Linked DNA regions of Mus musculus: region 2 is linked to region 1. A link is a loop called in an ENCODE intact Hi-C map of the cell type or tissue named here. Cell type or tissue: gastrocnemius. All regions are shown on one strand. Each heading gives the region's core, and the rest is flanking DNA. Links, peaks and the distances in the headings are about the cores only.

What was found. Peaks named below come from ENCODE experiments on the same cell type or tissue, not always from the same donor. Only the 100,000 strongest peaks of a DNase experiment are listed, where the experiment ranks them.
Region 2: it touches region 1 in a loop (2.1-fold over the local background); 9 of 42 quality-filtered maps call a loop at or near these places.

Annotation. Positions count from the first base shown.
Region 1 is chr8:124,024,331-124,040,008 of GRCm38, reverse strand. It overlaps Urb2 (URB2 ribosome biogenesis 2 homolog (S. cerevisiae)), which reads right to left. Exons shown (of 10, transcript NM_001368414.1): 3 at 14,777-14,953; 4 at 8,820-12,150; 5 at 4,821-4,981; 6 at 3,263-3,373; 7 at 1,606-1,848. Among named protein-coding and RNA genes, the nearest start is that of Mir1967, 9.5 kb to the right of the region's middle. In gastrocnemius, for the core only: a CTCF peak has its summit at 6,405 (motif pointing left); no DNase peak of the experiment used is centred there.
Region 2 is chr8:123,971,033-123,986,710 of GRCm38, reverse strand. It overlaps Abcb10 (ATP-binding cassette, sub-family B (MDR/TAP), member 10), which reads left to right and starts at 3,589. Exons shown (of 13, transcript NM_019552.2): 1 at 3,589-4,309; 2 at 15,540-15,678. The coding sequence starts at 3,898. In gastrocnemius, for the core only: no CTCF peak of the experiment used is centred there; DNase peaks (open chromatin) are centred at 4,872, 8,373 and 8,974; H3K4me3 peaks cover 478 bases; H3K27ac peaks cover 314 bases.

The DNA.
Region 1 (15,678 bases), core at 3,103-11,102:
TGAGGCCAATGAGTACCACACTGACAATGCAGACCTCACTGAATATTGACTGCACTGCACGGCACTGCTCGGAGCAACAGAGTAAAGCACAAGGAGAGAAACACTGTTGTTTGCTGATGGATTTGTGTTGCACTTATACAGTCAGTCACATAACAGCCTTAATAATTAGTCAAAATATTTCATGTCAAACAAAGGTAGTGAGGCAGGGCCAAAGGTTGACAGCTGGGAAAGTCTTTAGAATAGAATATTTCTCTTAAAAACCAGCATTGCTGGAAAGATAAGATCGTTCAGTGGGTAAAGGTGTTTGGCATGCATGCCTGGTGGCCTGAGTTCAATTGCCAGATGTGCTAGCTAGTTTAGTATCATCTCGATACAAGCTAGAGTCAATCAGAGAGGAGGGAGCCCCAGTTGAGGAAATGCCTCCACAAGATTCAGCTGCAACGAATTTTCCTAATTAGTGATCAAGCGGGGAGGACCCAGCCCACTGTGGGCAGGGCCATCCCTGGGCTGGTTCTGTAAGAAAGCAAGCTGAGCAAGCCATGGAAAGCAAGCCAGTAAGCAGCACCCACTCCATGGCCTCTGCATCAGCTCCTGCTCCAGGTTCTTGCCCAGCCTGAGTTCCTGTCCTGGCTTCCTTCAACAGTGGACTGTGATGTGGAACTGTAAGTCAAATAAACCCTTTTCTCCCCAACTTGCTTTTTGATCATGTTGTTTCATAGCAATAGTAATCCTAATTTGGACACTGGACCTCATACAAAAGGAACCGAGAGATTTATTCCACAAATTTGTCCTTTGACCTTCAAACGCACCTCATAGTATGTGTGCATACTGTCTCTTCTTAGACTATCAAAATACTTAGAAATATCTCAACATGTATGTGTACAGGCACATACATAGTATTTATGAATTCCTGCTGGCCACACGTATTAGTGGTAGTTCATGAAAAGAACCCTGATCAAAGGTATCAATAGGCTTAGCCCAACACTCAGATTCAACGAAGTGGCAATGGTCAAAACATTCAGCAAGCCTCGATATCCTTATCGCTAAAATAGGATTACCACGTTCTTTAGAGGCTTACTACGGAGTAAAGCAGCAAACGTTCACCAAATGCTAGCTGGCCATACTCTCTTCTATGAGATCTGTGTTCCTAGCCTCTGTATAACATAAACAGCAGCAGAGGAAACTCAAGACTTTCACTTCCTACCACTTGAATTATAAACCCAACATATCTAAGCAAGGTAGTGACTTGTTTAAATACAGCAGCAGCAGCAGCAGCAGCAGCCGGAGTCATGGGCCTCCTTTGTATATTACAGGACCCCACTCAAGAGGAACAAACGTGGTAAACAACAACTCAAGTGGCCTGAAGAGAAGGTCAAAGTATCAGAACTACTAGAAGCAAAATCTGTAACAGTGACGCTTTCTTTACTTTAGTTTTGTCAGTTTGCTTTTATTTTTAGTGGTAGTAGGAATAATGCAGGGACCTAATGCGCATGCACACAAGCCCACCCGCCTGCCTGCCCCACTGAGCAGCCCCCAGACTCTTGCTCCTCCAGCATCTGGTATTCCCAGCTCATGCAGGAGCAGCTGCACTCTTCTGCCTCTCACCTTGGAGTGGCACTGCAAGATGGAGAAGAGCACACTGTGCATCTTCAGGAAGACGCTGCCAAACTCCCGAGGCTGCAGGTGCTCCAGAGGGACTGTGAGCAGGATGTTGAAGGCCAGGCTGACATGGTGAGGGTTGCTAATGCTCTCCTCCCCTTTCCGGAGCAGAACGGCCAGAACTTCAAGAACAGGCTCAATCACTGCTAGGGCCACAGGCTGCTCCCGGCAGGCCTCTCGGTGTTGCAGCTACAAAGCAAGACAGACAAAGAAAAGCAAGTGAAGGTGATCTCCAAAGAATCACTAAATCTCTAACTCACTAAAGCTAATCACTCATCACTAATCACTAAAACTCTAGGTGACAAAGGCAGTCTGCCTGTGCTCTACAAGGAAGTGGTGTGGCCAATCAGCAATCCAAGTCTCCAAGGGCAACCTTCCATAGACCTAGCAGCGTCAGTCCTCACTCTTGGTTCGGTGTAACTACCATAGACAAGACGTTTCTTAAAGAGAACAGATACATCCAAGTTCTTACAAGGAAGCTGCATGTCAACCGCGTATAACAGCGTTTTCCCAAACATAATCAGTTTAGGTCTAGTTAATAAGATTTTCAGTTAGTGTCCTGGAAAATAAGAGAATAGACTCAAGATAAGGGACAACTGTCTTCGCTGTGTCACCTAGAGAGCATCTCTATGGTGCCCAGTTTGACAGTGAATATGGAAGGAGGCTTTTGGGTCCTGAATCTTACAAGTTCCATCATTCTGCAGGGACCATGGCTCTGCAGCCAGTCTGCCACGCACATTAGAGGCATCAAGTGGGTTCTCACCTAGTGTATCCCAGTGTAGTCAACACACACACTGTCACCATTAGGGCCACCCATCAGTATGCTCTATACTTTACTCAGTAACTTGCTTCTCCATTGTATTGGGGGGAAATGGCTCGCTTTAGCACAGGTCTTTGGTATTACAGATTCTTAGGGAAAAGACATAGGGGCAAATTAGAAAACAGAAGGGAACATGAAGTCTAGTTTTTAAGGCCTTTAAGCTCTGAAAATATGCTGATCTATAACAATTCTCTCAGATAGCAAAAGTTGCAATCTGGATGGTGATGATGGCAAGGATCTTTGAGCCAGGGTCAATGGAGGGTGCACACACTAAAACCAACCTCAATGGACCAGGCTCATGTAGTATAAAATGAAGCCAAGTCATTGCCAAATGAAAATTCAACACTTGGGTAGGATGCCACCATAACTGTCACAATATTACTACTCAAACTAAATAGTATTCCCCTTTACTGTATCACATGCCTTACACTCACGTGCCCATCCTGATACCAGTGTACTTAACTGACCACAGAACTTTGTGGGGGATCAGCCCCGGGGATCTCCTCCACCTGAGTCTATGGCCCGCAGTAGTCTCACCTTGTCCTTGCCATCAATCTCATCACTCCTGTCTGGATTCTCAGTGCCAGTCCCTCTCACTACTTCTTACCCAGGTTGCTACTGTCTAACAGTGTATACAAACAGAAAGCACAAATGGGTTACCTGTTCATGGCCACCTTCAAGAAAGACCCCAGAACCAGAGATGACAGAGCCCAAGACTCCGGCTGTCTTACAGAAGAGGAAATGACAGACGAGCTGGAGGGTACATCTCAAGCAGCCACTCACCATTAGAGCCGTGATGATCTGGGGACACGAACGCCACAGCAAACTTGCCTTTTCTCCGTTGAGTGGACATTTGAGTAGCAGTTTGAGTAGTCTAATGGCACACAAAACAACCTGAAACAAAAAAGGCAAAGTTTAGCACTGAAATAGCCAGTCCTCTGGGAAAACGCCACAGAGAGAGAGAGAGAGCGAGAGAGAGAGAGAGAGCGAGAGAGCGAGCCTTTCACTGGTACTGACTGGTACATGTTGTTGGGCTCAGGAACAGAGACAAGGCCTGGTCAGGTTGAGTTTTAGGAGCAAGGACTCTCTTTTACATTTGTGCACAGTCAGGAAGCAATGATGGGGAGCGTTTCACTAAACCAGTCACAAAGCAAAATTGGTCCAGGATACAAAGAATAGCCTAACCATAGACTCCATTTTGCCAAGATGCTGCTCACAGAGGACACTATTACTTCACTGATCAAGAACTACACAAGAACTAGGCAATGGTGGTGCACATATCTAACTAATCCCAGCACTCGGGTGGCAGAGGCAAGTGATCTCTTATTTCAGGGCCAACCTGGTCTACAGAGCGAGTACCAACCCATCCAAGGCTGTGTTATACAGAGAAACCCTGTCTCGAGCAATGCCTTAGTGGTTAAGAGTACTGGCTAGGCTTCCAGAGGAAGCTGGGTTTGATTTCCAGTACCCACTCTGTGGCTTACAACCATCTAACTCCAGTTCAAGGTATTTTATCTGATGGTCTCTGCAAGCACAAGACATGCACAAGGTGCACTGATATACACATGCAGGCAAAACACCCATACACATAAAGAAAAAAAATTAAAATTAAAAAACAAAACAAAACTACATAAGGAAAGGTTTAAAGGAGATACTTTGTGAGATGCTGTGGTGGCAGGCAATTCCTCTAAGCCAGAGGATAAGCAGGCAGGTATTGACTTTTACTTAGTGTTTCATCATGTCCTGCTTCTCAAGTGTTACAACGGCCTCTTTTCCCCCAAGACTGTGAAGTCACACAACCCCAGCCAGATCCTGATTTCTGCCCTGTGCACTCTTCCCTTGCCTTCTCTTGGCTGCACAAACCTGCAAATCTGACTGTTGCCAGTTTCCCGAATATCTACAAGATCTCTACCCATTGTGGCTCGGTGCCCTCTCCTTTCTCAAAATTGTACACCCTCTGCCTCAACAGACATACACTGCTATCCCATGCACACCCATTTATCCCGACAAATTCTTCAATCTTCAATACTCATTTCAAGTTTCCCTTGTCTATGAAGCCCTCTCTCATTATCTAGTTTAATATGCTTGGGGGTTATTTTTCTCCCCCCAAAAGAGAATTGCATTTGTAATTCTGAAGAAATTCTCCTTTGAAGAATAAGAACTCTTCAATGGAAGCTAGATGGTCCACAACTGGGCTCCTTCCGACAGGCTCCTGCTCTGCCTCCACTCTATCAGCCAAATTAGTTTAGTTTTAGAAGTGACACAAAATTTCAAACAATCTTTCCTTTCACCAAGAATAACTACCACTTCAGGCCTGTAACAAAAGAAAGAAGATATCCACCTGTAGATCTGACCTCCATGCCTGAGTGACGTCCAGCCCCTGAAGAATAGACTGCAGTACCATCCCAAAGTGCTCTGTTGTCCCAGCCTCAAACATCTGGGTGAGCAGGGCTCCCAAGTGAAGTTCAGTATCCTGAGTGACTGGAGCAGGTATGCATGGACCTGCAGGAAAAGAAGCCAACACTGTTACAATGTGACTGGTAAGGTGTAAACAGGTACTGGTGAGAGAATCAGAGAGGATGCTCACGTAGTACCCTTCTCTTACCCAGAGCTGTACCTATGTACAGTGCTTGCGCACTGAAAATGCCAATATGCTCGTTAGCTCTGGACCACAGCAAACATGACCATTATTCTTTATCTATCTTCCTCATACAATCATTAATGGTGCAGAAGCAGGATATTTTTAAATACTCAGATGTGGGGAGCCAAACCAACCCTTGGTTTCTCTGTGTAGTCCTGGCTGTCCTGGAACTCATTTTGTAGACCAGGCTGGCCTCGAACTCAGGAATCCACCTGTCTCTGCCTCCCAAGTGCTGGGATTAAAGGCGTGCGCCACCACGCCCGGCAACCCTTGACTTTCTTAAAGGTCCTGATACTTAAAGTTCTGTATCCTTGTCCAGGAGTGGACTTGGCCAGGCCAGTCTATAACTGGAGCCAGTGCCTCAAGAGTCAAAGCTGCAGCCAGCCTCTGGGGACCCAACTCTTTCTTCTGCCTGGGCTGTTACCAGATCTAAGACCACTGTGTCTGAGGTAGGCCATGCTCTCTTTGCCAACGCTGTCTAACTTGACTCTCTTCTAGATTTGGCCACCCACCCCCATTCTACAAATAGTATATACGATGCTGTACTTCTTAATAAACTTGCTTGGTGTAAGTCATTAGTTTATGCAAGACCTCTGGGTAAGAGAAGGGTACCACGTTACCACCTGAGCATCCTCTCTGACTCTCTCACCCTACTATTGCCTTTGTCTTTATTTCTCATTCCCAGTCTTCCCATTCAACACTTCAGTATTCAGGTATCCTGCTGGTTGGGGCCACCCAAGAATGTTGAAAAAGACAAGAGCCTTGACATTCCTGGGACTGTCTACCAGATCCCAAAGGTATTTTCTGGAACCCTCCAAGACCTTCTGGCCCACAACCCTACAATACCCCCTGTGTATCCTTCCATGTGTTTCAGACTGCCACACACCTTCTACATCTCAATCTGTTATTTACAATCAGGAGGACAGAGATCAGGGGCTCTGACTGATAAAAGTAAGGGTGAGAACTGACCCATCTCATCAGAGGTAGGGAAAGGGGATGCAGAAGTTCTGTTTAACAAATCGACAGCAACTACAGCTTCAGATGCCAGCTGCCATCCTAAGACACGGACCTAGAATGCTGTCACAAGCTTTAACAGAAATTCAGTGTTAGTTCCAGTATAGGGAAGCACCAATGCCTGAGTTATTAGACAAGAAAAGATCATTAGAGGGCTGGAGAGATGGCTCAGGGGATAAGAGCACTGACTGCTCTTCCGAAGGTCCTGACTTCAAATGCCAGAAAACCACACGGTGCCTCACAACCACCCGTAATGAGATCTGACGCCCTCTTCTGGTGAGGCTGAAGACAGCTACAGTGTACTTAAAAAAAAAAAAAAAAAGATTATCAGAGCCAGGGTTTTTTTCAGGTGATCCACTCTTGAATCCTGACAGAAAGGTCACTGACAGGAAGACAACGGCAACTCTATTCCTCTATTCAGTCCACACACCCAGATCTGGCAGCAGCCCAGGCAGACCTGGTGGCTTCACTTCCTAAAAGTCCCACCTTGTTGTTGTAGCTTCTCTATGGGAACCAACTGAGCACATTCTCTACTCAGCACTCAAAAGACAACCTAACTCCTACCCTAGCCCTTCAGCAACCCCCAAAACTAAAAGGAAAGCCTCTGCTGCCTGTGATAGATAAAGGCTGCTCACTAGACACAAGACATCAGACCTATTCATTTTTTTTAGGCTTTAGAGAGTAACCATTTTATACTTACACACAAATATACACACACATATACATACACATGTGGGTAGTAGAGGAAGGTAGTTATAAATACCAATTAAGGCCACGTAACCAATTGCAGAAACGAGGATTATAAAGTAATATGAATGCCCACTGTAAATTTACTAATGCGTTTACGATTGTACGAGGGATAGTTATATCATGTTAGGCGTATTTACAACCTTGTTATTGTTTCATGTGAACATGAGATATTATTTGTGTCAAGTTGACAAGGGGTGGATTGTAGTGGCTATTCCTGGTTGTCAACTTGACAATATTTGGAATGAACTACAATCCGGAATTGGAAGGCTCACCAGTGACCCTTATCTGGAGGCTTGGAGATCCTTATCTGGATCTTGGTTTGAAGATCTTGAGCCATAGTGGCTATGGATTCCAGAAGATTGAATCTCCAAGTTTAAGGAACACACCTTTAATCTGGGCTACACCTTCTGCTGGAGACAATATAAGGACATTGGAAGAAGGGAGTCTAGCTCTTGCTCTTGCTCCTTCGCCTGCTTGCTGCGTGAGACTGAGTAACTGCTAGATCCTTGGATTTTATTTATGTTTGGATTTTGAGAAAAGGTCTCATTATGTATTTTTGGCTTGGAAACTGCTATGCAGACCATGCTAGCTTCAAATTTATAGAATTCCTCCTACCTCTGCCCCTGTAGTACTGGGGTTAAAGGCATGTGCCACCATGTCCTGCCAAAAAGAATTATTTTGTACTGTGTTTGTTTAACATTAATACTTTAGATGTTTCTAAATAATCTTTGTAACTATTTGAATGGCTACAGTTGTCAGGTGTCAGTTTTATGCAGGAAGACATCTCTTTCACTAGTCTGTATCTGAGGCCTTAGTTGGCCTCAAAGGATGACACCTCATTAACATAGACGACACCAAGTCAGTCTGTTTAACTACACACACACATATGTTATTGATCAAAATGAATTTGGGTGCTGAGGAAAGCAGAGCTTCCATAATTTTCCAAGTTAATCTATATCACTATAGACCTGAAACAGGAGTTTTCCCTAGATGAGATGATCTATATGAGTCATCTGTGGCTAGAGCAAATTAAAAGCCAAAAACAAATACTCAAAACCATGAATGGGAGTTGACAAGATGGCTCAATGGTTATGGTCACATAATGTTCAGACAGAAGACCCAAATTTAAGTTTCCAGCATCCATGTTGAGCAGCTTACAACGTTGTAACTCTAGCTCCAGAGAATCAGCAAACCTCTTTTAGACTCTACAGGTACCTGTAACTCACATGTGCACAGACTCATATACAAACCTACACACACACACACATACACACACACACATAATTAAAGAGAAAAATCTGGGTGTGGAATTCAAGATGAGCTAAGTCTGCATAATGAGTTCCAGGCTAGCTATGACAAAGACCCTGCTTCAAACAAACAAAGCATGAAAGTGCACAAAATAATCCCTAAAATATGACAGGACACAGGGATGGGAAAGCTGGAAAGGTGACTGCTTACATGCGACAATATAGAAAGAGCAAATGCATGCCTTGGTTGTGGACAAGCTTTCTCACGTGGTTCCTTCTGAAGCTGTGAGGTATCACCCTGTTCAGAGGGGAAGCCCAGCCCAGCCAGCGGTGCGGGTACACACAGGTAGCATGTGCTGAAGAGGTAGAGGCATTATGAATTACAAGATATGAATGAAGCATGGTAACTTGGCCATGGAGTCCCACTGACTTAAGCCTCTGCAGCACAGAATCAGCTCAGAAAGAAACACTTTATCAGGACTAATGAGATGCCTCAGTGGTTAAAAACAATGGCTGTAAGTCCAGAAGACCCTGGTTTGATTCCCAGCACCCACATGGCAGCTTACAACCATCAGTTACTTCAGTGCCAGGAGATCTGACACCAGCCTGTGGCTTGAGGGTATACAGACATACATGCAAACAAAATATCCATACACACAAATTTTAAAAACCAAAAAACCCACCTTACCTGTAAGAACTTTCTGCACAGAATAAAAGACGGAAGCAAAAACAGAGGTCTCCTTGGAATGGAGCTCTGGGGCCAAAAGGAACAAGGTTAGAAATTGCAATGCTGCCTGGAAAGACTGAGCATTCCCCGACAGGGCTGGCAACTCCTCCAGCAACTGCGTGTAGACATCCTGGTAAAGTGTCCCATGAGAAAGCAGTGTTTTGTCTGTATCCACCACTTGAGCAATTTTGGGCTGTCCGTCCCTGAGGTGCTGGCTCATGTCTACTTCTAAAAGTGTGGGGACAGCAGCGAGGAGTACTGAAGGCAGGCGGCGGCGGCCTGTAGTCCCGGACACTAGGCAAAGCTTCAGCATGGTGCCCATCTGCATCATGGCCTGCTGTAGCAATTCAGCTAGCTCTGCTGGGGCCTCCAGTAGCTGCCTCCGCTCCTTAACACAAGGCCCCAAACTCTGACACAACTTGGTTAGAGCCACCAGAAGCAGTTGCCTGCTCCGAAGGTTCGGGATTTTCCCCTCTTTGCAGGAAGCTTCCTTCCTGTACCTTGAGAGAAAGGCAGTGATTTTCCCGAAGTTGAGCACCAAGCTCAGCTTGACTTGGGTAAGCATCTGCATCAGCTGCTCTAAGAACACCCCTGACACCTGAAGAAGCTGCAGCCAAGCAGGGTCATCCTCCCTAACCTGAAACTCGGCACTGGCTTGCAACAGTGAGGTCAGCACAACCTCAAAGATGTCACTAACGTACATAACCCTGAATACAGTGCGGCCATTCTTTCCTCTCTGCAGACTACTGAGGAGCCGGTAGCACTTCACCAAGAACTGGAGGGCTAGTGGGCAAGAGCAATGCCCTAATGTGGAGACAGCCATGGAGAATAGCAGGAAAAACATATGCACGTGGTAAGATGGCGAGAGGCTGTCCAGGCGAAGGGCAGAGATGACTTCTAAGAGCTCCAGGAGGCCTTTTAGCTGTTCTTCATCCAGCTTGATTGGAAAACCACTCTTGACCATGGATAGAAAATTCTGGGCAATTTCTCCTCTTGGTTCTACACCTTCAGGTCCAACTTTTGCCAATCTGGTTTCCCAGTGAGCCACGATTGTGTGGTCGTCCTTTCCAGAAAGCCAGGGGAGCTGCTGACTAACAAGACTCAGGTCACTATGAGCTCCAGAGCACAGAGTGCTGGAACATTCTGCAATGATACACGTCAGGAAGGCAGAGTAGAGGGACTGCATCTCTGGAAAGAGAGGGCTGTGAAGGAGGGCTGTGGATATTTTCTCAAGTGTGACATGTGGCTCACCATGTGCCAAGCTTCCCTGGGCTTTACTTGCTGGTAAAGTTCTTAACAAGACAGTGGCCACATATCTCACATCATTCAAACAAAGGTAGGGTATTAAAACTGTGAGGTTTGATACAATCAAGTGCCAGTGTGCTACAGGATATATGGACTCATTCATTGTCGACACCTGCCTATCCCAGGCAGCTGCTGTCTTCTGACTTAAACAGTCTCTGCTAGAATCAAGAATGTGAGCAGTGTCAAACCTCAAGGTTTGAAGGGCTTCTTTGGATTGTGAATTACTCCGCATTAAAGTCCTTTTCACCTTCTGAAGATACAGCTGTTCTAAGCAGTACCTACTGAGAGACCTGGACTGGCCTACACACTCTTCCACCTTCTTCCAAAACTCCATTTCTACACCTGGTAGCAACAAAGGGAGGTTTGAACTATCCAGAGCAGCTCTGGCTAGGGAGATCCCCAGAGAATAATACTGGCTGCAGTGCAAACTGATGGTAGCGTCCACCTGAGCCCAGGTGTAAGAGAGTAAGAGTGCAGAGTCACACACCTTCTGCTGCCACAGCTCAGGCTCTGGACTCCAGAGGTCCAGGAGAAGGCCCAAAAGGGGCCCCACAAGCTCTCTCAGCATCCTCTCCATTATGCACTGTGTCCGTCTTATGATGGGCAGAGGCATGTTATTGTCCAGACTCTGCATGTTGAACATGATGCAGTGCAGCAGAGAGCTCAGTGACATTGCCTTTAAAGCCATGTCAGTATCACTCTGCAAACAGGGCATAACTAAAGACTGGAACTTATCTAGCACAAGGGACCATGAATCCAGGATCTGACTCAGTGGCAGCTCCAAAAGACATGCACTGAGAGCCACAGAGAGGCCTGAGGCAAGCAAAGGCTGCCGCAGTGCCTCAGCAGCTGGGCGGCAGATCACCCCCAAAACCTCCTCAAACAACCGTGGCACCTGTCGGAGTTTGGCGTACGTCTGGAAGACAGTGTTGATAAGTACCTCCTGGGCCTTTTTGGCTCGAAATTCTGTTACTTCCGCATCAATCCAAGCCGAAGACAACAGGTCATCCAGGTCTGGCTCTAAAATCAAATGATTCAGAGAGATCAAAATCTTGAGGCAGCGAAACCAAGCTGGCACAGATGCTTGTGAATGGTTGATCAGCACCTCAGCCACACGGCGGTAGAAGTGAAACTGTGTCTCTGCATGCCGAATCCTGTCAGTAGCCACATTGTAGATGTTACTGGTGGCCACTGAGTTTAACAGTTGCTCTATAGCCAGAAGCTCTGTAGTCCAATCTGATAGGGACAGGGCTTCTATCTGCCCCTCCTGCAGGTGTGAAATCTGCAAGCAGCCAAACAACCTGGGGAGAACCTGAAAACAGAGAAACTGGCTTTCTTCCTGAAGGTATGCTTCCAGAAAGAGTCTAAACAACAAGGGCACTGAGCTGGCCACAACCAAAGCATGGAGGTCTGATCTGACATAGCCAGGCTCTACCAGTCTTGCAATCACAGCTTCCATTGGAGTGAGAAGACCCTTCAGGACCCCCATCCTCACACTCTCTTGGTGCTGCTCCAAGAGCTCCTCTTTGTAGGATGAAAGTAAATCGTGTCGAAAAACACCAGCTCGAAGAACAGCGTCAATCTTGCTCCTGATATCTCTGCTCAGTACCTGCCATAGCTGACCCTGACTAGCTTGGGTCCACGTGCCCCCCAAAAGCAAGTGTCTCAGGACTAGGCAGGGCTGAAAGAGGTGTCCAGTCATATCTCCAAAGACACGCTTAGGGTTGGCTTGTTGTTGCTGAAGTCTGAGGTAATGGTCAAGAGCCAGATGAATGACCTCAAACAGCTTGGCTGTCGTGGCTCCTTCTGGCTGTCTGCAGGCCGACCAGCAGAGCTGGCTCAGCAAAGCCACAATGAGCTCTGGTTTGGCTGTATAGATGACAGCAAGGGCAGGTGCTGAGAGGATGCCCTGGCAGCAACTCAGGACGGCACAGATATTCCTCTGGCATCCTGAACGTGAGAACTCTTCTATTCTCTCATTTATGATCTGAATATCAAGAAAGAAAAAAGCTCATGATCACCTGAACCCACACCTACTCAGAAAGCATGAAAGAATCATCTCTCTGCCACATTTTAATGAGGAATACCCAGATTTTTCTACTTCTAACATCAACTTGACACACCCATCTCCTGTCAATATCAACCCTTTAGCCAGTAATTTTTTTCTTCTTCTTTTTATTTATTTCTCCCATAAAGTACATTTCAACTACAGCCTCCCCCCTCTACTCCTCCTCCCAGTTCCTGCCCCATCTCCACCTCCCCTTCCCCCTAGATCCACAGTTCCTCCCTTTCCCTTCAGAAAAGAGCAGGTCTCCCAGGGATAGCAACCGAACATTACATAACAAGATGTAATAAGGCTAGGCACAAACCCTCACATCAAGGCTGGATGTGGCAACCCAGTAAGAAGAAAGGTATAGACCCTAAATCTTTATCTAGGTGTCATCAGGTAGCACTTGAGTTATGACCCTGTGGATGGATGGATATATATATATATATAAAATAGTCAGATTTTTCCTATTAAGACCAAAGCAGGGCTAGAGATGTAACTCCTCCACTGGTAGAGTGCTTACCTAACAAGTATGAAGCTCTATGTTCAACCCCCAGCACTAGATAAACTGAGTGTGGTCGTGCATGCCTGTAATCTCAGTACTCAAGACGCAGAGATGATCAGGAGTTCAAGGCCATTCCTCAATTAACCAGCTAATTCAGTGCCAGCCTATGATAGATGAGTACCTGCCTTTTTTATCATATATTTCAAACACTGCTTTCAGCTTTCAAAATTTCAAATTTAGACACTAAAGCAGGCAGATCCCAAAAATTACTGTTAAGCCAGTGACTTGCTCCCAGACTAACAAAAATCTTAGAATCAAAACTGTTTGAGAAACCAGGCATGGTGGCACACTCCTTTAATCCCAGCACACGGGAGGCAGAGGCAGGCAGATTTCTGAGTTCAAGGCCAGCCTGGTCTACATAGTGAGTTCCAGGACAGCCAGGGCTACACAGAGAAACCCTGTCTCAAAAAAACAAAAAAACAAACAAAAAACTGTTTGAGGTGCTAACCTATTAGCAACTGCACAAAACAATCATTATTTCCATTCAAGTTAAGTACTGGATTATTGTTTTTTAAAACTGCAGCAAATGTGCTGAATCCTTAGGTGTCAACATATCACCAGTAGCTTCCAGATATCTTATTATAAAGATCATCAATAAAAAATCTTTTTCATACTTAGACCCTAAAGCATAACTTGTATTCAAATTAAGTATGTGTCTTTAACAATATTTTATATAGCTATAAACATACATTTATTTTAAAGTTTTTAAGTATTTTTTAAATACAGAGATACTTGATCTTCTAGCCTTGCCTGAAGAACCACTCAGAATGACCCATTATTTAAAAGTATCACAATAGGAGCTGGAGAGGTGGCTCAGTGGTTAAGAGCACCGACTGCACTTCTGAAGGTCCTGAGTTCAATTCCCAGCAACCACATGGTGGCTCACAACCATCTGCAATGAGATCTGACGCCCTCTTCTGGTGCATCTGAAGACAGCTACAGTGTACTTAGAATAATAATTTTTTTTTTTAAAGTATCACAATAAAGGGTGTGGTCTTAAGAATTACTGGCACCTTAGCTGCTTCTTTGTTCCCTGTTCTGTTCCATTCTATTCTGTGAGGCTCTGGCTGAACAGCTTAGTCACTAGGCACATCTAGGTTCAAATCCCAACACTGCCACTTACTATTCATGTGATGAACAGCTATATCCTTATGCCCTTTGAGCCTGTCATGAGTACTAAATGCTCATTAGTACTGGATTTTAATGGTAATACCTATTATCATGGTATCCGGAAATACTATTTTGACAGAGAAATACAGACTTTTTTGATTTTAGTCACAAATTCTTGAGATAATTCCTGCCCATTTTGATCTTTGATCTCCCTCCAGAAAATTACAAGTGTCTGTGTGTATGCGTGTGTCAGTGTAGTTAAAATCTGCTAGCTACCTTTTCCAGTTAAACAGTAATCAAACTGGCTCTGATGATACACATCTATATTCCCAGCACATGGGTATACAAAGAGGAACATGAGTTGAGAACAGACAGTAATAAAAACTAGTTCAGAGCTGGAGAGATGGCCAGGTGGTTAAGAGCACCGAATGCTCTACTAGAGGTCCTGAGTTCAATTTCCAGCAACCACATGGTGGCTCACAACCATCTGTACTGGGATCTGATGCCCTCTTCTGGTGTGTCTGGAGACAGCTACAATGTACTCATATAAATAAAAATAAATAAATCTTTTTTTAAAAAAAGAAAAAAACTAATTCATACACCAGGCACGGTAGCCCATGCTTATAATCCCAGGTGGCAGAGGCATGCAGATCTCTGAGTTCAAAGCCAGCCTGGTCTATGTAGAAAGTTCCTGGACATCCAGGGTTACATAGAGATACCCTGTTTTAAAAAAAAAAAAAAATTGGGGGGTGGGGGGGATACTATTACAACTTCCTTCTTTTCCCTGCAATTTCCCACATATTCACATAATTTTCTAAAACTTGGCAGTAACAAGAAACGAACCAAGACGCACATAGCACAGGTCAACAGAAGAGACCGTGACTCACTTACCTTGACAAGGGAGAGCTGGAGATTTACAGTCTTCCCATCCTTAAGGAGGTTCTGCAATTTCTTACTATGTAGAATGTTATCTACATAGATCCAGAGCCTTTCAACAATATCTTCCTGCAGTTCAAGCTTTTTCTTATAAAATGCAACCAATGACTGCCTTGCCCAATCAAGTAAAACCTGGATTTATAGAAAGCATTTATAGAAAACATATTCTGTAAATGAAGTTCTTACATGAAAGATTTTCACCCAATCATGACCAAATTCTACTGCATGAAAAACAAAAACGATTTCCTGTTAAAAGTGTATCTGCAGTATCAGTTACCACTGAGGTTGAAGCACTCACTGCAGGAGCAGCACTTCAGTCTACAAGTTCAAGATGAGACTGAGCAACACAGCAAGATCCTATCTGAAACCGATAGGCTGAATATGATTACACACGCTATTAATATCACTACTTGGAAGCTGAGGCCAAAAGGTCTCAATTCAATGGCAGCATGACAGGTATAGTGAAAGTATTTTTTTTAATCCTCACTTGTGTTAACATTATAATAATGTTTTGAAATCTTGAAATGTTTATTAAGGAAAAACAATGATGTCTTCATCTGGCCTCAAAGAAAAGTTTCAATAAAATTAACATTATTCAATGGTCTTTTCTAAGAGAAACACATAAATATCCACAATGTCCACAGAAGCAATCATATATGCAAATCAAATGGCAATGAGGGATAATTAAAGAAAAAAAGGAATGAGAATCAGAACATTCGGACATGTGTGCTCATTTTCCCAAGACAAGTAACTTCTAAGTCTCCCTCATTCAGGAAACACAGCCAAGGGGAACGGATGCACAAGTGTCTATGGGAGAAAAGGGCTTTGGACACATGCAGTTTCCATTCCTGTAACAG
Region 2 (15,678 bases), core at 4,666-12,665, 55 kb after region 1:
GTTTCACCACGTGACTCTGGCTAAACTCATTATGTAGACCAGGATGACCTTGAACTCACAGAGATCTACCCACCTCTGCCTCCCTGGTCCTAGGATTAAAGGGGTATGCTACCATACCCATCCAGGGTGCCATCTATCTAGCTCTGAATAATTAAAACAAAACAAAAGTACAAAAACACTGCACCTGAATATTGTAACCCTGTAGAAGTGGGTATGCTGTCTTACTGCTTTTCTTTATTGTTGTTTTGTTTTTGTTGTTACTTTCTGAGACATAGTCTCACTGTGTAGACCTAGCAGGCCTTGAACTTACAGAGCTTTGCCTGAGTACTAGGAGTGCTGAGATCCAAGGCCTGTGGCACCATGCCTGGCTTTTGTTTCTGTAGCCCAGGCTGGGCTGACATTCACAACAGTTCTCCAGCCTCAGCCTCCCAAGATCTGGAATTACAAGTGTGAGCTGCTGTGACCAGCTCATTCATGCATATATGTTTAGACATGGTCTTGCGATATAAGGCCACAGTTGTTTTCAAACTCATGTACTTGGGCAGTCCTTCCCGTTCTGCCTCTCAAGCAGTTGGGGTGACAGGTGTATGTTGTTTTTCGAGTAGGTCAGCTAGGTTTGGTATAATGATGTACCACAGACTCAGTTTCTTACCACAGAAGGCTGTTGTCTCAGAAGTCGGGCACAAAGCATCACAGGGGTAGTCTTTCCTGTCTCCTCACAGCTTTCTGTGACTTGCTGGCAGTCTGTTTCCCCTTGGCTTGCAGCTGCATAACCATCTCTGCTGTTACTGTCACAAGGTGAGGACAGGCAGGTTGACAACTAGTAAGCGCCACTCCTCCATGTTCTGGCTATCTTTATTTTTTTTCTACTCTTTTTGTTTTGTTTTGTTTTGTTTTGTTTTGTTTTTCGAGACAGGGTTTCTCTGTAACTCCTGGAACTCACTCTGTAGACCAGGCTGGCCTTAAACTCAGAAATCCACCTGTCTCTGCCTCCCAAGTGCTGGGATTAATCTGGCTATCTTTAAAGAGTTATTTATTTTGTGTATATAAGTACACTGTAGTTGTCTTCAAACACAACGGAAGAAGGAAATCTGATCCCATTACAGATAGTTGTGAGCCACCAAATGGTTGCTGGGAATTGAACTCGGGAAGAGCAGTCAGTGCTCTTAACAACTGAGCCATCTCTCCAGCCCCCAATCTGTCTCATCTTTTTTTTTTTTTTCCAAAGATTTATTTATTATATGTGAGTACACTGTAGCTGTCTTCAGACACTCCGGAAGAGTGGTGTTAGATCTTGTTACAGATGGTTGTGAGCCACCATGTGGTTGCTGGGATTTGAACTCAGTACCTTCAGAAGAGCAGTCGGTGCTCTTAACCACTGAGCCATCTCACCAACCCCCATCTGTCTCATCTTAAGTAAAACCGCATCTGCAATCCTCTGGCTCCTGACTGGGAGTTAGCACTTCAACAGAGCCATTTGAAGGGACCAAACTTCAACCCTTCTGAGGAATGGTGACAAAGCCAGCAATGCTACCTGTCGGCCTGAGACACTGCTGGGATAAGGCTTGAGCTGCGGCAGTTCAGAGAGCAGTCTCATTGTGTATGTTCAAGTCTAAGATTCCTATGTAGGGATAATTATTCTCAGGTTATTTCTCTGGTTTTTAATTTTTTTATCCGTTCAATAGTTTTTTCTTCATTATATCTTTATTTATTTATTTGTGTGTGTGTGTACTTGTGTGGGTGTGAGTATGCCTTAGCATAGGTCAAAGAGCAAGCTGTTGGAGTCAGTCTTCTCCTTGCTTGTGTGGGTTCTGGGGACCCACCTCAGGCTCAGCAGCACACACCTTCACTTACCAAGCCATTTCATAGGCCTTCATTTCGTTCTTTGTTTTTGAGATGGGGTCTTGTTGTGTCTTAGGTGGCCTACCGTTCTCTCTGTGGCCAGATTAGCTTTGAACTCATGGCAATCTTCCTGGTTCAGCCTCCAGGATGGCAGTACCTGTAATCCCCGAACCCGGAAGACTGAAGCAGGAGGATCACTCAAAACCCCCTTACCCAAAACAAAACAAAAAACAGAAAAACCCCAACAAACAGAAACCTGAGTTCAAATCCCAGCACCCACATGGTAGCTCACAATCATCTGTAATGAGATCTGATGCCTTCTTCTGAGGTGTCTGAAAACAGCTACAGTGTACTTACATATAATAAATGAATAAATCTAAAAAATAATAACAATAATTTTCAGAAAGTGGCTACTCTTGCCAGCCTGGAGGCCATTCCTTCCTTAACGATGCTCAGCTGGGGTCCAAGAGGAAGGAACAGGAAGTGCTCCTGGAGCTTGGGCAGGAACCTGGGTCCTGCTGAGTGTGGCTGGGGTGTAGTTCACACTGTGACTCCCTGGGGCTTATAATTCCTGCACTGATGGGAAGAAAACTCAAGTCTTCTTGGGCCTCAGGGCTGGATTTTAAAGGACATGCCTGCTTCCCACATCTCCAATTTGCTCAAGGCAGACTTAACCTCACTCACGGTGTTGTTCACCCCCTCCACCTCGTAACTTCACATGTAGGTGAGGCCCTTGTCTGAGTGTGGAAAACATACAACGATGCTGAGATCTCAGGAGCCAGACAAATATGAAAGATTCTTATGTTATTATTTTTACTGGGCTTTTTGAGACAGGTTTTTTTCCTATGTAACCCCTGGCTATCCTGGGACTCTCTATGAGACCAGGCTGGCCTAGAACTCAAATAGATCCACATTTACCTGCCTCTGCCTCGATTCAAGGAGTGCTCAATGTCTGGGCCAAACATGAGGAAAACAAAACAGAAAGCAGATAAACAAATTACAACCAGCTGCTAACTGCTTGGTTTCCTTTCTTTTCTCTCTCTCTCTCTCTCTCTCTCTTTCTCTCTCTCTCTCTCTCCCCCTCTCTCTCCTTTATCTGTGTGGACTCAGGGACCTGGTGCTCCTGAACTGAACATTGCACTACCCTCCCACTCCCTATTTTAATAAATGACTTTTCCAGGGTTGGAACTGGGGTATTATGCATTTGAAAAGTCTGATGTTTTGTCCCTTGATTCCCCCCCCCCATTCGTGTTGGGTTTTAGGAATATATTGAACTAAAATACTGGTGTTGAGGTTGTTTTGCAACCTCCCCCCCCTTTTTTTTTAAAGGCAGGGCTCACTATGTAGCCCAGGCTGTCCCGGAACTCACTCTATAGACTAGGCTGGCCTCGAACTCAGATCTGCCTGTCTCTACCTCTTATGTGCTGGGATTAAAAGCGTGTGCGGCTGAATTCGCTCTGGTCGAGTGAACTATCTAGGAGTCCACAAACTCTTCCCCCTTCCTCAACCTAGGCCTCCATAGGATACTCCCGGCCTGCCGTCCTTAAGACCACTGCTCTCGGGGTCACTTCTACTCTCCGGGCCTCTGCGGCACCTCCTGCATTGCACAGTTCTCCAAGATGTGGAGACTCCTTGGTCTGCCGACCGCACGAAGGCGAAGGCACCCAAAGGTCTCAAGCAAGAGACTCAGGTCGTAAGGGGCGACCTGAGTGCCGCGCATGCGCACTCCGCCAGTGACCGGCGAGAGAAAGGGCTCGGACGCTCCAGGTTCACAAGTCGTGGAGGGCGCAGGAGAGCGAAAAAGCTTCCGCGTGCGGCTGGCGGGCGCAGGCGCTGGCGACTGCCTGCCGGACAAGGCACTGCCGGGGAGCTAGCGGCTGGTCGCCGCCCAGGGGTGGACCCTACGCGGCGGAAGGCGCGGCCCGGGCGCTGGCCCGATGGGGCGGGAGGGGCGGGCCGCTGCTGCGTCCCCGCCCTGTGCTCGGGCCGGGCGGGGAGGGTCCCGGGGCGTGCGGCCCGGCCGGTTGGTGAGACTGTCCGGGCAGACGCAGCGCCATGCGCGCCCCTTCTGCTAGGGCGCTACTGCTGATTCCGCGTCGGGGCCCTGCCGTGCGAGCGTGGGCCCCGGCCGTCTCCTCTCGGATATGGCTGGCTTCTGAATGGACCCCGCTCGTACGCGCGTGGACCTCTCTGATCCACAAGCCGGGTTCGGGCCTCCGCTTTCCCGCGCCCCTATCCGGGCTGCCTGGCGGCGTGGGGCAGTGGGCCACCTCCTCGGGGGCCCGCAGGTGCTGGGTGCTGGCAGGACCCCGCGCCGCACATCCCCTGTTCGCCAGGCTCCAGGGTGCAGCTGCCACCGGTGTGCGAGACCTTGGGAACGACTCGCAGCGGCGTCCCGCGGCGACCGGGCGCTCAGAAGTATGGAAGCTCCTAGGGCTGGTGCGCCCCGAGCGCGGGAGACTGTCAGGTAAGAACCTGGGGGTACTAGTGGGCCAGTGGGCGGCCGGTGGGCCTCGGCCTGGCCTTGGCCTTGACAAGGGCGATCAAGTCTGCTGACACCTGTTGGAAAGCTATGGATGCTGGCTGGCACTCCCCATCTGAGCCTATTACTAGAATATTTGGTCCCTATCAGCTTGTCAGCATCTGCTTTGGGGCATTCTCTGAATAAGTTAGAGTTTCCTCCTTTAAGAAAAAAAAAAAACAGGAGTTTTGCCAAAATCATGTCTACTTTATAGTATACATTTATAATAATAGTAGTAATAATAATAACATCGCTAGGGTTACACAGTATCAAGCAACCACCAAAATTTCCCAGAATGAAGTGGATCACTGTGAGCTTTGTGCTGGCTGTCACCTCCCTAAGTGGTGACTTGGTCAGGACCAGGCACTGGCCACAGCATAAAAGAACTAGACAGTAACTCAGCCGGATAGACAAATGGCTTTTAAAGAGAAATCAGAATTGGCTGGGTCTAAGTGACAATATTCTGTAACTCCCACATGTCTGGCAGTCGGTGCAGGCAAGGCTGGTTGGAGCAGAGCCATCCTGAGAGCTAGAGCTCTAAATCTCCATTCCTTCTGTGAATATGAACTGTGCCCTCCTCCTGTGGGTTCGATTACCTTGGGAAGCTGACATGGAGTCCTGCTCCTGGGAATCCCTGCTTAGCAGGCAGCGAAGTGTTTGGATCAGAGATGAAATGGGATAGGCATGAGGGTTTTGCAAAAAGGAAAGACTTTGCCACACAGTTCTTGAAACAGGCAGGACTTCAAATAGGTTGTTGGGTCCCTTGCTGTACAAATTACTCTCTTTGGGGGCTATTGGGCATGGAGCAGGTTGCCTGTGGAGCAAGGGCACAGGGGACTGCCATCTACGAGAATCAGGAAGTTGTTGTGACCTTAGTAAAAGAAGACAGATTTTACAATGGTTGTGGATTTCAATGGAAAAAGTCATTGTCTTCTTTGCTATCCTGTAAGCTTTTTTTTTCCCCTCTGTATTTTCCTTAATCTCTTTAAATGAATTATTTACTTTCATCATATGAACATTTATTTTTGTTTTATATTATGTGCCTGCATGTATGTCTGTGTGAGGATGTCAGATCCCCTGGAACTGGAGTTATAGACAGTTGTGAGCTGCCATGTGAGAGTAGTAGGGATTGAACCCTGAACTCTGGGTCCTCTGGAAGAGCAACCACTGCTCTTAACCACTGGACCATCTCTTCAGCCCCCTCCTCTGTGTTTTATTGAGACAGGTGTCATGTAGCCCAGGCTAGCCTCAAATTCATTATGTAGCCGAGGATGTCCTTGAACTCCTGATCTTCTTGACCATCTCCCAAGTGCTGGAATTATAAGTGTGAGCCACCAAACCCAGGTTTAAAAGATGTCCATGGGAAGTGGGGGAGGGCACAGGGAGGAGCAGACAGTGTGCACGGAGGAGCCTGAGACTCTGGGCAATTGTGTGCAGGCTGTGAGGGGCTGAGGCAGGCACCTAGGCTTCTGCTTCTGAAACTTAAGATCTCAAAGTTGTGGAGAATCAGGCTTTGCTGATGCCACCTAGCCCTTCCCTGTCTGCCTGTACCTGTCATGTCTGTGACCTGCCATCTGGCCCCACTTGTCCTGCCCTGCCAGCATGCTGTGGAGTCTGCATTAAGTAAGTCAGAACAGGAACCGGCTTCCATCATCCGAGCTGTCAGTCTGCCTCACTGAACCATCAGATGTGTGGCCTGAGGGACAGACACACTGCCGCCGACAGTAAGGGTTTTGTTTCTGAGTCAGGGTCTTGCTCTATAGTCCAGGTAGGCCTCCAGCTTGAAATCTATGCCTCAACCTCCCAAGTGCTGGGAATTCTTAAGGCTTCCTAAGGAGGTAGTAAATATATTCTGTCTCCAGGAAAGCTGAAGAAGAGCTCTTAGATAGCTTATCTTTTCTTCAGAAGTCATGGCAAAGCTGGTCTGGATGTTGGCCCTGGTGGGAGTAAAAGGAAGTGGTGGGGCCGTTAATTTGTAATAGATCATGCTAAGGGTTGGCACATCTTTGAAATGCTGGGGAAACAGAACTGTTGCATAGGTTTTCGTCTGTCTGTCTGTCTGGTTTTTGAGACAGGAGATCACTTTATAGCTTAGACTGACCACAAACTCATAACATTATTCCCTTGTCAGAGCAGGAGCCACCATGCCTGTCATCATTTCTTTAAATATCCCCCCCCAAAGCAGCAGATCTCTCTCTCTCCCCTCTCTCTCTCTCTCTCTCTCCCTCCCTCCCTCCCTTCCCTCCCTCTCTCCCTCTCTCTCTCTGTCTCCCTCTCTCCCTCCCCCTCCCCATCTCCCTCTCCCTCTCTCTCCCTCTCCTCTTTCTCTTTCTGTTGGCATCAGGACCTTCCAAACATATGACATCACAGGCAACAGAGTGACCTACAGACCTGTTACCAAGACAACAGCTACTATATTCCCAGAATCCACTTGGCTTGCCTCACACCTTTACCTGTGTTATGTCATTTTCCATATAAATAAGGGGAATACCCCTCCCTCTCTCTTTCTCCTTTCTCTTTCTGCCACCACCTCTTTCTCTCTCTCTCTCTCTCTCTCTCTCTCTCTCTCTCTCTCTCTCTCTCTTTCTCTCTCTCTCTCTCCCCCCCCTCTCTTTCTGCCTTCACCTCCTTGTCTCACCCAATAAAACCTCTTCCACGTGAAACAGTCTTGGCCTAGTGTGCTGTTGAGACGGGACCGCCATTCTAGCATGACACTTTCCTTCTCCACCCTCATTTTTTTGAGACAGGGTTTCTCTGTGTAGCCTTGACTGTTTTGGAACTCACTCTGTAGACCAGGCTGGCTCCAAACTCTGCCTCCTGAGTGCTGGGACTAAAGGTGTGCCCCATCACTCCTGGCTTCGGATGTTAGTTTTCTAGTTTTAGAGAAAATACACTCCCAAGACTGGGGGTTGTGTTCAGTACTAATCCTACCTTCCCTCCACTTCAGCAGTTTGTTCCCCAGAAGACTTCAAAGTTATAGATCCAAAACTTGGAAAGCATGGCCTCCAATGGGAGATGTCTGCAGATGCTCGCCCAGAGCAGAAGTGGAGCGGTCACTCCTCTGGGCAGCCCACTCCTTCAGGATTTCAGCTATCTTGGTATCACTAAGTCTGCAGTGCTACCCAGAGCCTTTCAGCACTGAGTGCTACTCTTATCACTGTGGTTACCAGGAGCCTCAGAAGGTGCTGAGCCCAGGGCCATCAGGAACGTGCACGGAGCAGACGGGGGTGGGGTGGGGTGGGGGGAGCAGGAGGGGACAGGGGTGTACTTACTCAGGCTTCCTGTGTGTTTGGCAGATAGCAGGCCAGGGCTCGGCTCTCCCAGTGAGCAGCAGCCCCACGATGAGATGATAGCTGGAGAGCTGGGTCTCCTGGTTCACAGGGCGGGCTCCTAGCTATACTATCAGTGTACTCTGTTCCCTTCACAAGTGCAGATCCGCAGGATTCAGGTCATCTGCCCTCCTGTTTCCTGGTAAGGACTGATGATGCGCAATAATGACTGTTCTTAAAAGCTGGTGCCTGCCTGGAACTGGTCGAGCTCATGGCTGACCTTTGTACCTATGTCCTTGGAGGGGTCATAGTTAAGTACCTCGAGAAAGGGATGGGACGGCCTACAGAGACTGCTTCCTGATACCCAAATGAAGGTCTGAGGGGCAAGAGGCACAGCCTGTGATGTGGGGCGACTGCAGGGATTTGACGATCTCCTGAACCCACTTCCTGTTTGGCTTTAGTCTAGGCTCTCAGCCCCTATCTTCACTTCCTTCCCTCAGCTTAGAGTTGATCCCCCTCATCCCCCTGTGTCCTCTCCCCCATTCCCTGTCAGATCCACATCATCTCTGAAAACCTCTCCCAATCCCTGCAGATCCCAGCATGCTTGCAAACAGCTCTCGCCCTCCTGAGGAAGCGGCCGTTTTGTCTTTTTCCTTTCGGTCCCTGGTCTCTGAGATGGGACAGCTGAGTTACCTCTGGACTGAGCCAATGCACAGCCTGTTTTCTGAAATGACAGCGACCAGGCGCTGTGCCAGATGCCTTCTGGATCTGCTCTGCTCAAGGCAGCTCCGTGAGAAGGTTCTGTTGTTGTCGTCTGTTTATTGTAGGAAAATTTGAGGCACAGAGGAGATGAGTGACTCGTGTTGGGTCAGACATGTTGGTGGCAGAGCTGGGTTTTGGTCCTGTCTTCTCTTTAGAACCAGCTTTCCTGACCCTCCTCAGCCTTGGACATCCCAGGCCTGGTGCAGACCCGAGGCCATCTGCATTTACTGTTTCTGACCCCCCCTGACCCCTCTGACCGCCAGGACTAAGTCGTATAAGGACAGTGGGCATTGAGAATATCGGTCTGAAACCGCTGGGGCCTGTCAGGCTGACAGGTGCTACACTGTGCTGTGGAGGGAACGTGGAGAATTCCAGGTTACAGTGTGCAGAGTAAGGTCTAGGATTTGGGTGGAACCCGATGTCCCATAGCCCCGTATGGCAGAATCTTTTTTATTTACATTCAGATTGTAATACAAGGGGGTGACAACAGTAAAATAACCCAGAGATTGGGGTACAACTGCTCAGTTGGCAGAGTGGTTAGCCCGGCACACACAAAGCCCCGGGTCTGATCCTAGCACTGTGTAAAACCTGGCATGTTGGCACACAACTCTAATCCTGGCATTTGAGAGCAGGAGGTGGAGGCAGGAGAACTGCCATCCTTGGCTTCATAGTTAGTTTGAGGTTATCCTAGGCTATGTGAGGCTGTGTCTCAAAAATAAATAAGCAAATTGGGACCGAGGAGAAGAGACAGTGGTTAAGGGTGTGCATTGCCCTCCAGAGGACCAGAGTTCAATTCCCATGTCAGGTAGCTCACAACCACTTAAACTCCAGCTCTGAGGGAATCTGATACCTCTGAAAACACCCACACACTCATGTATACACTAGATTAAAAATAAATGAATTGGCTGGGCAGTGGCAACGCATAACTTTAATGCCAGCACTCTGGAGGTAGAGGCAGATGCATCTCTGAGTTTGATAGAGTGAGTTCTAAAACAGCCAGAGTTTTAAAGAGCTCCTACTCCAAAACAAAACAAAACAACAAAATAAAAGTCTTAGTGTTTATTGATGTACAGAGATACCATTTAGTTTGGGCTGGTGTACAGTTCAGAGGGTTAGCCCAGAAGCATCGCAGCCTGCAGTTAGATAGGTGCTGGAGAAGGAGCTGAGAATTCTACCTCTGGGTCCTCAGGCAGCAGGGGGTGACAGTGACACACTGGCCAGGCTTGAGCTTCTAAGACCCCCAAGCCTGCCCCTAGTGACACACTTCATCCAACAAAGCCACCCCAACTCTAACAAGGCCACACCCACTCTAATAAGGTCACACCCACTCTAACAAGGCCACACCTCCTAATAGTGCTACTCTCTACAGGGCTATGGAAGCCCTTTTCTTTCTTTTTTTTTTTTTAAAAGATTTATTTATTGATTATTTGTAAGTACACTGTAGCTGTCTTCAGACACACCTGAAGAGCGAGTCAGATCTTGTTACGGATGGTTGTGAGCCACCATGTGGTTGTTGGGATTTGAACTCTGGACCTTCAGAAGAGCAGTCGGGTACTCTTACCCACTGAGCCATCTCACCAGCCCTGGAAGCCCTTTTTTATTCAAACCACTACAATAAATAAGTAAAAATCAATCAATCGCTGGGCGTGGTGGCGCACTCCTTTAATCCCAGCACTCAGGAGGCAGAGGCAGGCGGATTTCTGAGTTCGATCGAGGCCAGCCTGGTCTACAAAGTGAGTTCCAGGACAGCCAGGGCTATACAGAGAAACCCTGTCTCAAAAAAAAAAAAAACCCAAACAAACAAACAAAAAAATCAATCAATCAATCGATCAGTCAGGTCCAGAGATATGGCTTAGCCCTGGTTGCTCTTGCAGAGGACCTGGGTTTGGTTCCTGGCATCCATGTGTGGCTCACAAATACTCATAACCCTTTATCTAGGAGATCCAACATGCACACGCACATGCTAAACATACGTGCATGCAGGCAAAACTTCCATACATGTAAACTAAAATAAATCTTAAAATGTTGAAGATTGGTTCTAATGCTTTGAATTAATCTGGCCCCCAAAATCGGGAATCCGTGTGTCCAAATGCTAAAGGTCCTTGTCCCCAATTAGTTTTTGATCGATCAATAAAGAGCTAACAGTCAGTGTCTGGGCAGATAGACTGAGGTGGGACATTTGGTTCTTCGAGGCCTAGGAATGGAAGGAAGGAGGGAGTCACCATGACTCCCGGGAGAAGGATGGGACATAAGCGCTGCAGGAGAGAAAGCCAACCAGCCATGTAAGAATCCAGGTAAGGGGCCAATGGCCACTTCCCCACTGGGGCTGGGGTAGCAGGGGAAGGTTTAGGAGTACTCAGCCTTCAGGGAAGTCACGGCTTGTCAAAAATTAACTGGCACACTCGTGTGTGTGTGTGTGTGTGTGTGTGTGTGTGTGTGCACGCGTGTCTTTCATTTTTGAATCCAGATTGCCCCTGGGTGGGTGTACACATGCGACCTGTCGGGAGCCAAATTTGTTTTTAAATAATAGAATAAATTAGTAAGTACATGAACTATACTTGGATGAGTTTAGATTTAGTCAAATAGCCTCCTTTTTTCCCCCCATACCGTATCTCACTGTGTAACCATGGCTGGCCTGGAACTGGCTGGGTAGACCAGGCTGGCCTTGAACTTGGAATTCCAGGTGTGCTTCACCACAGCAGGGTCCCCCTCTTCTTTGTATGAGTATCATTACAGTGTTAGAACTCAGTTGGAACCGGGGTTACGGAGTTCAACGTACAGATTCTTCATGTGATTTAGAAAACTAGAGAAGTCTGGCATAATAGTTCACACCTATAACCCCAGCACTCGGGAGGCAGAGGCAGGAAGATCACTGCAAGTTTGAGGCCAGCCTGGTCTACATAGTGTGCTCCAGGAATGCCTGTAATCCTTTGCCTTAGTTCGGGTTATATAGCTGTGGAGACTATGACCAACGCAACTCTCATAAAGGCAAACATTTAATTGGGGCTGGCTTACAGGAGCAGAGGTTCAGTCCATTACCATCATGGCGGGAAGCATGGCAGTGTGCAGGCAGACGTGGTGCTGGAGGAACCAAGAGTTCTACATCTTGATCTGAAAGCAACCAGAGAAAGACTCTCTTATTCAGGCAGCCTCAAGGAAGCTCTCTTCTACACTGGGCAGAACTTGGGCACTAGGAGACCTCAAAACCCACCCACACAGTGACACACTTCTTCCAACAAGGCCACACCTCCCCCACAGTGCCACTTCCCAGGGGCCAAGCATATTCAAATCACCACATCCCAGCACTCGGGTGACAGAAGCAGTAAAGCCACCGGAAGTTCCATCTGTGTGCAGTCTATATATATGTAGCGTTCTAGGCTAGCCAGAGTTGTATAGCAAGACCATGTCTCAAGAAAGAAGAAAAAAAGAAAAAGAAAAAAGAAAAAAAGAAAGGGAAAGGAAAGGAAAGGAAACTAGAGGAGAGCCTGGCCTTTGGGAAGGTTCTTCCTTGTGGTCAGTCACCAGCTGAGTTATGTGAGACCAGTGTCAAGCCACTCTCCCTGCCCTGTCACTGTCCCATGGGAGCATGCAGCATTACTCTGAAAGGGAATGGTTTCTGTCCTGGTTCACACTATCCAGTTAGAGTGAGAGTACGGGTTGTGTTGTTTTGTCTTAAGATATGTAGCTAAGGATGGCCTCAAACTCCACAAATAGCAGAAGCTCTTGGCACTCCTCTGCCTACCTCCTGAGTGTCTGGTGGGACTGGGTACACAGGTGTGACAACGCACCCAGTTTATGATTATGGAGTTTTTCTATTTTTCTTTGATTTTTAAAAAAGATTTATTTATTATTATATGTAAGTACACTGTAGATACTCCGGAAGGGGGCATCAGATCTTGTTACAGATGGTTGTGAGCGACCATGTGGTTGCTGGGATTTGAACTCAGGACCTTTAGGAAGAGCAGTTGGTACTCTTAACCACTAAGCCATCTCTCCAGCCCAAATTATTATTGTTGTTGTTGTTGTTGTTTTTTGAGACAGGGTTTCTCTGTGTAGCCTTGGCTGTCCTGGAACTCACTCTATAGACCAGGCTGGCCTCCAACTCAGAAATCTGCCTGCCTCTGCCTCCCAAGTGCTGGGATTAAAGGCGTGTGCAACCACGCCCGGCTCAATTTTTTTTTTTTTTTTTTTTTAAAGATTTATTTATTTATTATATGTAAGTACACTGTAGCTGTCTTCAGACACTCCAGAAGAGGGAGTCAGATCTTCTTACAGATGGTTGTGAGCCACCATGTGGTTGCTGGGATTTGAACTCCAGACCTTCGGAAGAGCAGTCGGGTGCTCTTACCCACTGAGCCATCTCACCAGCCCCCTCAATTTTTTTTTTAACTTAAAATTTTTCAAGTTTTTTTTTTTTTTGCATGTATGTACCTGTGCCTGGTTCTTGCAGAGGTCAGGAGAGGGCATTGGATCCTCTGGAACTGGCGTCATGGATGGTTGTGAGCCATCCCTGAGTTTTGACAACTGGCATGTGAGCTCCCTGAATGCCTGGGTCTGACCTTCCCTGTTGAGCTGACAAAGGACTTTGCTCTGGTCAGGCACTTGGCCACTCCCTTGCTAAAGTCCAATACTCTTTCTGTCTCTCAGCAAGTATTGACTGAGCTCCTGCTGTGTGACACAGGTGAGGGCCCTGGGGCTACAGCAGGTGGCAAAACAGATGTCAACAGTGAGCCAGCAGCACACTTAGAATGCCAGGACAGAAAGAAGGAGATATATGGAGGGCAGGAAGCAGGGTCAGGCCTCTCTGAAGAGTGGGTCCCACCCCCATGCTCTCTCCCCTTGCTCTGTTGGCTCAGTGGTCCAGCCTTATCACTCAGCCAAGGAGACAGAAGCCTCATCATCTGCAAAGGGGCCCAGGGAACTCTTCCTGGATTCTCAGGCAGTCCTGCCACAAATCAGCAAGGCTCCTAAGAGATTTGTTATCCAAACCAGGGAAACCCAGAGGAGGCAGACTTGCCCTGCACCTATCACAGCACCCACGTAAAAGGAGCCTGGGAGCCTGGGCTACTGAACCTATCACTCTTCCAGAAATGTTCTGAATTCCTGTAAACTCTGAGGAAGGAGCAAAGAAGGAACCACTCTGCAGATGCTAATATTGTTATCTAGAACTTGTTCTTTAACCAGCTGTTTGTCTTGTCTTTGTCTGTCTGTCTGTCTGCCTGTCTGTTGTCTTTCTCTGCTTTAGCAGTACTGGGGATTAAACCTAGGATTTCATGCATGCCCGGCAAGTGCTCTACCACTTAGGGACAACCATAGCCCTCTTTATATTGAGACCGTGTCTCATTAAGTTGCCTAGACTGGACTTGAACTCACTCCGTAGCTGAGGTTAGACTTGAACTTGTGATCCTCCTGGATAGCATCAGCCCTGTGTCACCAGGCCCAGATCCCACAGTACATCTTGCTCAATTGTTCTAGGTTGGTAACCAAAGAGTGACTTCGTTCCTTAAACTGGTAGCTTACTATTTATAAATTCTTTTTAGTAGGTTCGACTTAACTGATTTATGTGGGTGTTTAAGGTATGGATTCTTTTGCGGATATAAGCAATGCTCTAATCCCACATCCTTGGCTTTGGATTCCCACAATATGGAAGTTTAATTCTCGGGAGTCCGTTACTAGTCACTCGAGACCTCATCTGTTGCTGGTGTGAACTTGCTCCTTCACCAGGGCAGTGTGAGCTCCCACCGGTGTGAGAGCCTCCTTCCCGAGGCTTCACCATCATCACCAGTAGAAAAAAATTGGTCGTGTATGACTTCATGTTCCTTAAAAGTATAAGTGTAGCCGAGCGTGGTGGTGCACACCTTTAATCCCAGCACTCGGGAGGCAGAGGCAGGCGGATTTCTGAGTTCGAAGCCAGCCTGGTCTACAGAGTGAGTTCCAGGACAGCCAGGGCTATACAGAGAAACCCTGTCTCGAAAAAACAAAAAAACAAAAAAAGTATAAGTGTGGGACTGGAGAGGTGGCTCAGTGGTTAAGAGCACTGACTGCTCTTCCAGAGGTCCTGAGTTCAATTCCCAGCAACCACATTAGTGGCTCACAACCATCTGTAATGGGATCCAAAGCCCTCTTTTGATGTGTTTGAAGACAGCTACAATGTACTCAAATACATAAAATAAATTAATGGCTTAAAAAAAAAGGCATAGGTGTGGTTGTCTGTGGTGTGTGTTCTTTCTAACTGGACTTTGCTTAGAATGATTTGTTGTTTGTTTTAGCCAACTAAGTAGCTAAGACTGGGGGGCTTGAAACTTGCTGTGTAGAATAGGCCGGCCTTGAACTCATAGATCTGCCTCTGTGCCCCAAGGGCTGGGATTACAGTCATCACCACACATGGCTGGAAGGCAAGCTTCTGCCTCCTTATCTGTTGTTTACTGACAAGGAGAATTGTTCTCCTGATAACTGTTACTTCATGCTTTATTCCCCAGAGCCATAATACTCAGAAGGGACACCCCCTGTGCAAGTGGGTCCCAGGAACTGCTCCCCAAAGTTTATGTATCGAGAGCTTTGAAATATTGAGCACAGTCAAGAGTGTTAAGCCCGGCACAGTGACATGCACTTACAATCCCAGCATTCAAGGAGCCGAGATAGTGTCGTGGGAAGTTTAAGACCAACCTGAGCTACATACTGAGTCTGAAGCCAAGCCTGGGCTACAGAGTTAGGCTTTGACACAAAAAAAGCTCCCCCTTCCTCACATATACACAAGATAACTTTCCCTGGATAGTCTGCCCTTCGAACGAAGGTGTAGTTAGATGCCAGGGAGTTAGAGCGAGGAGCAGAAATGCAGAAGCAGGATCTGAAATGAGTGTGAATACCAGAAGCCAGGAGGGAGCCCACTGCGGCTGCAGGTCCTGCTCACAGGAAGGAATACAAACCATAACACATCCTCTCTGTAACTGCGTGAGGAAGGAACGCACATTCCCACACAGCCATGCTGCTTGTTCTCAACCTGAAGCCATCTGCCCCTTCCTTTAGTCAGGCCATTGGTGAAGGAGAACGCCCAGCCACTGAGGCCAGCGTGGGCCTGAGTCTCGTGTATACTTGGCTCTGCCCTGTGCTGTGCTGTGAATACGAGTGTCGCTCCTGTCTTTCAGCTGCAGTTGGGTTTCTGGCTGTGTCCAGTGTCATCACCATGTCTGCCCCCTTCTTCCTGGGAAGGATCATTGATGTCATCTATACCAACCCAAGCGAGGGCTATGGCGATAGCTTGACTCGGCTCTGTGCTGTGCTCAC